Regions from separate parts of the Homo sapiens genome. Here region 2 is linked to region 1. A link is an interaction called in ENCODE POLR2A ChIA-PET data of the cell type or tissue named here. Cell type or tissue: GM12878. All regions are shown on one strand. Region 1 overlaps TRAF3 (TNF receptor associated factor 3). Region 2 overlaps TRAF3 (TNF receptor associated factor 3).

Region 1 (4,000 bases):
AGGGGCCCAGTACCTCACGCCTGTAATCCCAGCACTTTGGGAGGCCGAGGCGGGCAGATCACCTGAAGTCAGGAGTTCAAGACCAGCCTGGCCAACGTGGTGAAACCCTGTTTCTACTAAAAATACAAAAATTAGCCAGGCGAGGTGGCGGGTGCCTGTAATCCCAGCTACTCAGGAGGCTGGGGCAGGAGAATAGCTTGAACCCAGGGGGCGGAGGTTGCAGTGAGTCGAGATCGTGCCACTGCACTCCAGCCTGGGCAAGAGCAAAACTCCACCTCAAAAAAAAAAAAAAAAAAAAAAAAAAAGGCCAAGCATCTTCCCAGGAGCAAACGTTGGGAACAGGAAAAATGCAGGGAAAAACCTATCCTGCGTGAAGAGCCCTTGCTTTGTCATTATTTGCCTTGGGAGAATTACTTACCTAAACACTGAGAGCCTCAGCTGCCTCCCACATAAAATAAGAGACCTCAACTAGAAAACTTCTGTGGTCCCTAACTAACAAGATCTGATATTTACATTGTAAGATCTTAACATTCTTACTCTGTTACATCTCAATCCCCTAATACTATGAAAATTAACATTTGCACAATGCTTTCCCATCCATCTTACTCATAATAAGCAAGTGATGTCCCTGGTGCTAGTAGCCCCATTTTATAGATAGGGACATCAATTCAGCGGGGCCAAGCAGCCTGCCCAAGGTCATTCTACCACTAAATACAGAGGGCAGACTGGAATTCAGATCCTCAAAGTTGGTACCCTCCACCATGCCACACTTCTCCAGCTGTGGGGTGGACAGCTCCAGGGATACACAGTGGGATTCCAGAAACACAATACATCTTTTGGAGAATCAACAGTTTTGAAAGATTTAGGGAACGAAGTAAGTTTATATTAAAACAATCAGCCACGTTACTGAGTACAATGTAAAATTCACATTAAATTTTAAGATAAAACTTAATGGGCATACCAAACCCCCTCCCACTAAGGGGAAAGTCACACAGAAAAGCCTCTGAAACCTAAACTCTTAATTCACCCTGTAATAAGGTTTCAAATAGCAGGTTTAATTTCCAGCATAAAGTTATAATTTCTGGGAATTACTGGACATGAAAGAGCTCAAGAGAACTAGTTTTCCTGTTCTTCCAGCTTTTAAGTCATTAAAAGCATCCAAGAAAATTACATTGTCAAATAAAACTTTCCATCAAAGAACCCCCATAATGCAACAAATCCTGGAGCTAAGCATTATCAGAACGGGAGGATGGAAGCCTGACCTCCAGGAACACACCGTTAAAGGAGGCAGCTACAAGGCACACCCAAGTGCCGACACACATTCCAAACACATGGAACCACTGTGGGCATCTGGCACATCCCTCCTGTCTCCCCGGCTTGCAGAATCTGGACACAAACACTGACCCAGAGCTTACCATGTGCCTGGCCCTTGGTGGAAGGAGGGAAGGCCTAACGAGCACCTCATTACCTTGTGTACGCAGGCCTCCTAACGGGCATTAACCTTCCAGAACACAAAATTAATCTCAGGAAACCTTCATTACAATTCTCATGACTCCTGGAGATTCACATTTCACCACTTTGATGCTACTGTTGCCTTACAGATTATATTACCCCACTTGGTTAATCAATTTAGCTTTTCTTTCCACTTAAAGAAATCAAGTTTCCAATAAATACGCTTTTGGGTTCTGCCACAGAATCAGTGTTTCAGCTGGAAAGGAAATCAGAATGTCCAAGCAGCAGGTCGCCATATCTTTCTTGGTAGAATGGCCTCATGAGAAGTTACCACCAAATAGCCTCCATTTAATTTTTTTTTTTTTTTAATGCTCGAAATCAGCATGGAACAAATCGTAGTAAAAAAGTAAATTGTGAAATGAAATGTAGGGCCCCCAATTTTTCAGTTCTTGAGAATTAAGGAGACTTAGGTCATTTAAACATGGATGACAGAGGAGTAGGTTGGGGAAAGGACTTTTTTTAAATTTTAGAGCCAAGACAGGGTGCGGTGGCTCACGCCTGTAATCCCAGCACTTTGGGAGGCTGAGATGGGTGGATCACTTGAGGTCAGGAGTTTGAGACCAGCTTGGCCAACAGGGTGAAACCCGCTCTCTACTAAAAATACAAAATTAGCTGGGAATGGGGGCAAGCACCTGTAGTCCCAGCTACTTAGGAGGCTAAGGCAGGAGCATTGCTTGAGCCCAGGAGGCAGAGGCTGCAGTGAGCCAAGATTGCACCACTGCACTCCAGCCTGGGCAACAGAGCAAGACTCCATCTCAAAAAAAACAAATAGGCCGAGTGTGGTGGGACTACACACCTGTAGTCCCAGCACTTTGGGAGGCTGAGGTGGATCACCTGAGGTCAGGAGTTCAAGACCAGTCTGGCCAACATGGCGAAACCCTGTCTCTACTAAAAAATACAAAAATCAGCTGGGAAGGCTGGGCACAGTGGCTCACACCTGTAATCCCAGCACTTTGGGAGGCCGAGGCAGGTGGATCACTTGACGTCTGGAGTTTGAGACCAGCCTGGCCAAGATGGTGAAACCCCATCTCTACTAAAAATACAAAAATTAGCCAGGTATGTTGGCACACACCTGTGGTCCCCAGCTACTCAGGAGGCTGAGGCAGGAGAATCACCTGAATCCAGGAGGTGGAGGTTGCAGTGAGCTGAGATCGCGCCACTGCACTTCAGTCTGGGTGACAGAGTGAGACTCTGTCTCAAAAAAAAAAAAAAAAAATAGCCAAGCGTGGTGGCAGGCGCCTGTAATCCCAGCTACTCGGGAGGCTGAGGTAGGAGACTCATTTGAACCCAGGAGGCGGAGGTTGCAGCAAGCCGAGATCGGGCCACTGCACTCCAGCGTGGGCAACAGAGTGAGCCCCTGTTTCAAATAAAATAAAATAAATAAATAAATTTATTTTAGAGCCAGGGATCTCACTGTGTTACCCAGACTAGAATGATCCTCCCACTTCATCCTCTGGAGTAACTGGGACCACAGGTGCGCATGCCAGGCTAGGAAGGGGCTGTTTAACATTTACACCCCTTCCCCTGCCACTTTGGAGACTTTCAACCTGCAATGAAAAATGGTAGGGACAGCAAAGTGGTGCCACCCAGGTTAGGGCCTGCTGCTCTGTTCCCCTCCACAGACCATGCCCTTCACAGTACAGTATGCATGACCCACATGAGCTCCCAGTCACAAAAGGCCCTGCCTGGCAAGAGCCAAAGGCCAGCACATGCAACTTCCCAACTGGAAACCCAATGACCAGCAGCATGGCCAGCACTGCATCTACTGGCAAGGAGTGACAGGATGGCAAGCCGTCAGATCCCATCTTACCAAAACAAAGTGGGAGGGGGCCCTGTAAGAGGGACCAGATGGCCCCACTATACCAGAGCTTTCCTGACACTGGGCCTCAACTCAACGCCGCTTCCCAGAAGACTTTCTCTTTCCCTTATGGTGGATTCCCACCACGCTTCCAGAATTCTACACAATCCACTAATTCATTTCATCCTACATTTTTACTTTCTGGTTTCTTCCTGGTGGGAGAAAGTATTCTCCCCCGAAGGGTTAGCACCCTGAGGGCAGGATGGTAGATTTGCATTTTTCCTTATCCTTCCTGCCACAAGCTCCTGTCCTGGTCTGTCTCAGTCAAGTATCTGCTGGTTTCTGGCATGTCCCTTCACTGTGCACAGGGGCCAAGATGGCCTATATCCCTGCAAATCACACCCTAGCAGATGGGTGCTGTGTCTCACTCTTCCCAGCACGGTAACCAGAACATTATGAGAACTCAGGGCACATTAACTGAATATTAATTAAATGAGAAAAAGACTCCCAAGTCCCAATTAACAATCCACTTATCTCGAGGAATACAGAATGCAGCATCGATTCCAACCTGATTCCTAAAGTTGATAGAAACCAACAGGCATCAACATTTATGACATCCCACTACCTGCCAGCCTACTCCAAGTCATCTGTACAGGCCGACAATAAGCTTCACCGAAAGAAAAAAAAAAA
Region 2 (4,000 bases), 95 kb before region 1:
GGAACTGGATGATGGCCCACGCCCTGGCTGAGCTGCCCTGGTGCCTCCCTTCAGTCACTTCATGGCCAAGCCCACCCCAGCCTCTAGGCAGCCTCTGAGGGTGTGCCCAGGCCCCCACGAGCTCTGTCCTCCTCTCCACTCGCTCCAGCCCCATGATCCTGCGAGCCACCAAACTCACCCCCATCTGCAGCCTGCATGGCTCCACTCCCCATTCTCCCCCAAGCCCATCACCCTCCACTCACTGGGCACCCCCTCGGCAGGACACCTAGGTTCTCCACAAGCACTGGGAGTCACCTTTACCTCATACCCCACCTGCTGGCCAATCCTACCGCTCCACCCTCAGGCACACCCCAGTACAACCTTCCCCCACCCCAGCAACACCAGGCCTTGCCCCGGGGCCCCTCTCACCCTCCCAGTTCTGGGCTGCCCAGTGCCTTTCCCCTCACCCTCTGGCTGCCCCACTGCCCTCACATCTGACCTGTGTTCCACACAGCTCCTGAACCCCACAGCCCTGCCAGTTCCAGCTTAGGGTCCACATGCTCCCCCACTGTCCCTTGGCTGCCTCAGACAAGCCAGTGCTGATCACCTCTCTTCCCTTGATGCCACCTGATTTTTATTCATGGAACTGATCACTACCCGATGTTACACATTTGTTAGTATTTTTTCCCACTAGAGGAGCCTCACCACTGAGTCCCCAGCTCCTGGAATACTGCCCGGCGCACAGTAGGTACCCAATAGGTGTTTGTTCAACAAATGCATTGTTTTCTAAGTGTGTCCTCCACCCCCAACATCTCTGCTTTCCTCTTTAATTCACCCACTCACCCATACACACACACCCACATTCACACACCCCCACACACTCACCCACATTCACACTCACCCCCACACACACTTACCCCCACACACTCACCCACATTCACACACTCACCCCCACAGAAACACACAATGCAAAACTGTGCCAAAGTAACCGAAGTATGAGAAGCTGTCTCTCTCCAAGATAAACAGCTGCATTTCAATGCTGTAGGACAAATTAGCCTGTTGTAAGTGATGGTTATGTCACAGAGCTGTAATAAGACCAGGCAATCTATCAACATTTTGAGGCAATTCCCTAGGACAAGATAAAAATTTTACCTTTTTTGAATAACTATTCATTTTTTGACATACTAAATGATAGTCAATCAAGGCAATGGAAAATGTTAACTACATAAATCAAAATAGGCAAAACAAAGCTTAATTCTGAAATAAAGTCAGATAAAAAGTGCTATTTATTCCTATCTTTTCTCTTTAGTCCTATTAGAATAGTCTTTAAGAAGCTGTACAGTGGAAGAAGTATATATTAATTGAGCAGAAGGCCTGTGGAATGGATTATTTATGAACTCAGCGGAAGGCCTGTGGAACGGATTATCTATGAGTTGAGGGAGGGCCTGCGGAAGGGATTACCTATGAGCTGAGCGGAAGGCCTGTGGAATGGATTATCTATGAGCTGAGCGGAAGGCCTGTGGAATGGATTATCTATGAGTTGAGGGAGGGCCTGTGGAAGGGATTACCTATGAGCTGAGCAGAAGGCCTGTGGAACAGATTATCTATGAGCTGAGCGGAAGGCCTGTGGAACGGATTATCTATGAGCTGAGCGGAAGGCCTGTGGAACAGATTATGAGCTGAGCGGAAGGCCTGTGGAATGGATTATCTATGAGCTGAGCAGAAGTCCTGTGGAATGGATTATCTATGAGCTGAGCGGAAGGCCTGTGGAACGGATTATCTATGAGTTGAGCGGAAGGCCTGTGGAATGGATTATCTATGAGCTAAGCAGAAGTCCTGTGGAATGGATTATCTATGAGCTGAGCGGAAGGCCTGTGGAACGGATTATCTATGAATTGAGCGGAAGGCCTGTGGAATGGATTATCTACAAACTGAGCAGAAGGCCTGTGGAACAGATTATCTATGAGCTGAGCGGAAGGCCTGTGGAATGGATTATCTATGAGCTGAGCGGAAGGCCTGTGGAATGGATTATCTATGAGTTGGGGGAGGGCCTGTGGAACGGATTATCTATGAGCTGAGCGGAAGGCCTGTGGAACGGATTATCTACGAGATGAGCGGAAGGCCTGTGGAACGGATTATCTATGAGTTGAGGGAAGGCCTGTGGAACAGATTATCTATGAATCGAGCACAAGGTCTGTGGAACGGATTATCTATGAATTGAGCCTAAGGCCTGTGGAACGGATTATCTATGAATTGAGTGGAAGGCCTGTGGAATGGATTATCTATGAGTTGAGGGAAGGCCTGTGGAACGGATTATCTATGAATTGAGCGGAAGGACTGTGGAACAGATTATCTATGAGTTGAGGGAAGGCCTGTGGAACGGATTATCTACGAACTGAGCAGAAGTCCTGTGGAACGGATTATCTATGAACTGAGCGGAAGGCCTGTGGAATGGATTATCTACGAATTGAGCGGAAGGCTTGTGGAACGGATTATCTGTGAGCTGAGCGGAAGGCCTGTGGAACGGATTATCTATGAGTTGAGGGAAGGCCTGTGGAACGGATTATCTATGAATTGAGCGGAAGGCCTGTGGAACGGAATATCTATGAACTGAGTGGAAGGCCTGTGGAACGGATTATCTATGAGTTGAGGGAAGGCCTGTGGAACGGATTATCTACGAATTGAGCGGAAGGCCTGTGGAATGTATCATATAGGAATTGAGTGGAAGGCCTGTGGAATGGGAGGACCCGCACCTGCAGCGCGATCATCGGAACCTGACTCTTGCAGTGGCTGCATGTGGCTTCCCGGTATTTACACGCCTTCTCCACGTGGTCTCGCAGGTCTTTCCTCAAGACCTTTTCTTTGCAGTCAGGACGCACACATGGAAGTTCTTCAAAATGGCAATCATTTTTTAAATGCACCTGTAAGACAGACCATTCAATGTTCTTAATTGGGAAAAAAACCCTAAATCTGAAATACCAGATTCTAATCTCTATGCAATGAAACCCTAAAGAAATGTTTCTCATCTGCTGTTAGACCAGTTTTCCACAGCAAAGAGTAACAAGTATGCCAAGAGACACTGAATTTCATATTCTATTTCATGATTACTCAAACCATATTGTTGTTGAAGAATTAAGTCAACTCTGCTTCCAGGATAAATGAATATCTGCTAAGAACTTTGTTTTATTCCAGTTCAAATAATTTTCTAAGCTAAAATATGGTACTAACTAAAAAAATAAGAAGTTATGTAGAATTTCATGGTGAAAAAAGGTTTTAATGGGCCTTCCAAAATTAAAATCCAATTCAGATTTTCTCTATTCTAAGTAGGGGGGGGAGTGTTTAAAAACCAGTTGACAATTCTGCCAATGATGTCATAAAAATAACAACTTATACTCAAGTGGTTCTGACTGCTTTCCTATTTGGCTGTGTTTTGAAAAACTAATGTCAACATGGTCTTAAAGTGCCACATCCTACTGACCACTTCATCAGCTGGATGTAAGGGACTCGAATTCCTTCATGTAAAAGGTTCCAGTGTCCCTTTGCTACTCACCAGCAGATGTCCCAGCATTAACTGCTCTGCACAACCTCTGCTTTCATTCCGACAATAGATCTGAAGAGCCAGAATTTCTCTCTTGCAGCAATTATCCTTAAACACCTGAAAATGAAAGATCATTATTTTGGAGGATTAATATTTCTTAATCTCCACATGCTGCTACTTTGGACAAGGCAAAACCACTTAAAAAAAAAAAACAAGAGAGGAACTCTTAAGTGAACTTCAGAAAGCATTAAGGACCATCTTGATTTCTAGAAGTAGAATGAAGAAGCTGCCCCCACTAAGAGACACAATTTAAATAACATTAACTGTTATCTTTTATTAGTTAAGCCAAAAGAAAATGAATTAGACTTGATAATTAACGATCACTCTGGAGCATCTAAACATCTTCTATTAACTTTGACATAATTTCAGGATGAGGGCAGAGGAGGACCAGGTTCACATTCAGACTCTGGGGCCTTCCGGGAG

What was found. Peaks named below come from ENCODE experiments on the same cell type or tissue, not always from the same donor. Only the 100,000 strongest peaks of a DNase experiment are listed, where the experiment ranks them.
Region 2: POLR2A ChIA-PET joins it to region 1 with 9 read pairs; 3 of 35 experiments call an interaction of 5 or more read pairs at or near these places.

Annotation. Positions count from the first base shown.
Region 1 is chr14:102,780,521-102,784,520 of GRCh38, reverse strand. All of the region lies in intron 1 of TRAF3 (TNF receptor associated factor 3), which reads right to left. Among named protein-coding and RNA genes, the nearest start is that of TRAF3, 5.1 kb to the right of the region's middle. RefSeq lists a silencer at 1,371-1,523. In GM12878, no CTCF peak of the experiment used is centred here; no DNase peak of the experiment used is centred here; H3K4me3 peaks cover 3,697 bases; H3K27ac peaks cover 3,179 bases.
Region 2 is chr14:102,875,258-102,879,257 of GRCh38, reverse strand. TRAF3 (TNF receptor associated factor 3) reads right to left here. Exons shown (of 12, transcript NM_145725.3): 5 at 3,530-3,634; 6 at 2,733-2,900. Among named protein-coding and RNA genes, the nearest start is that of AMN, 45 kb to the left of the region's middle. In GM12878, a CTCF peak has its summit at 345; no DNase peak of the experiment used is centred here.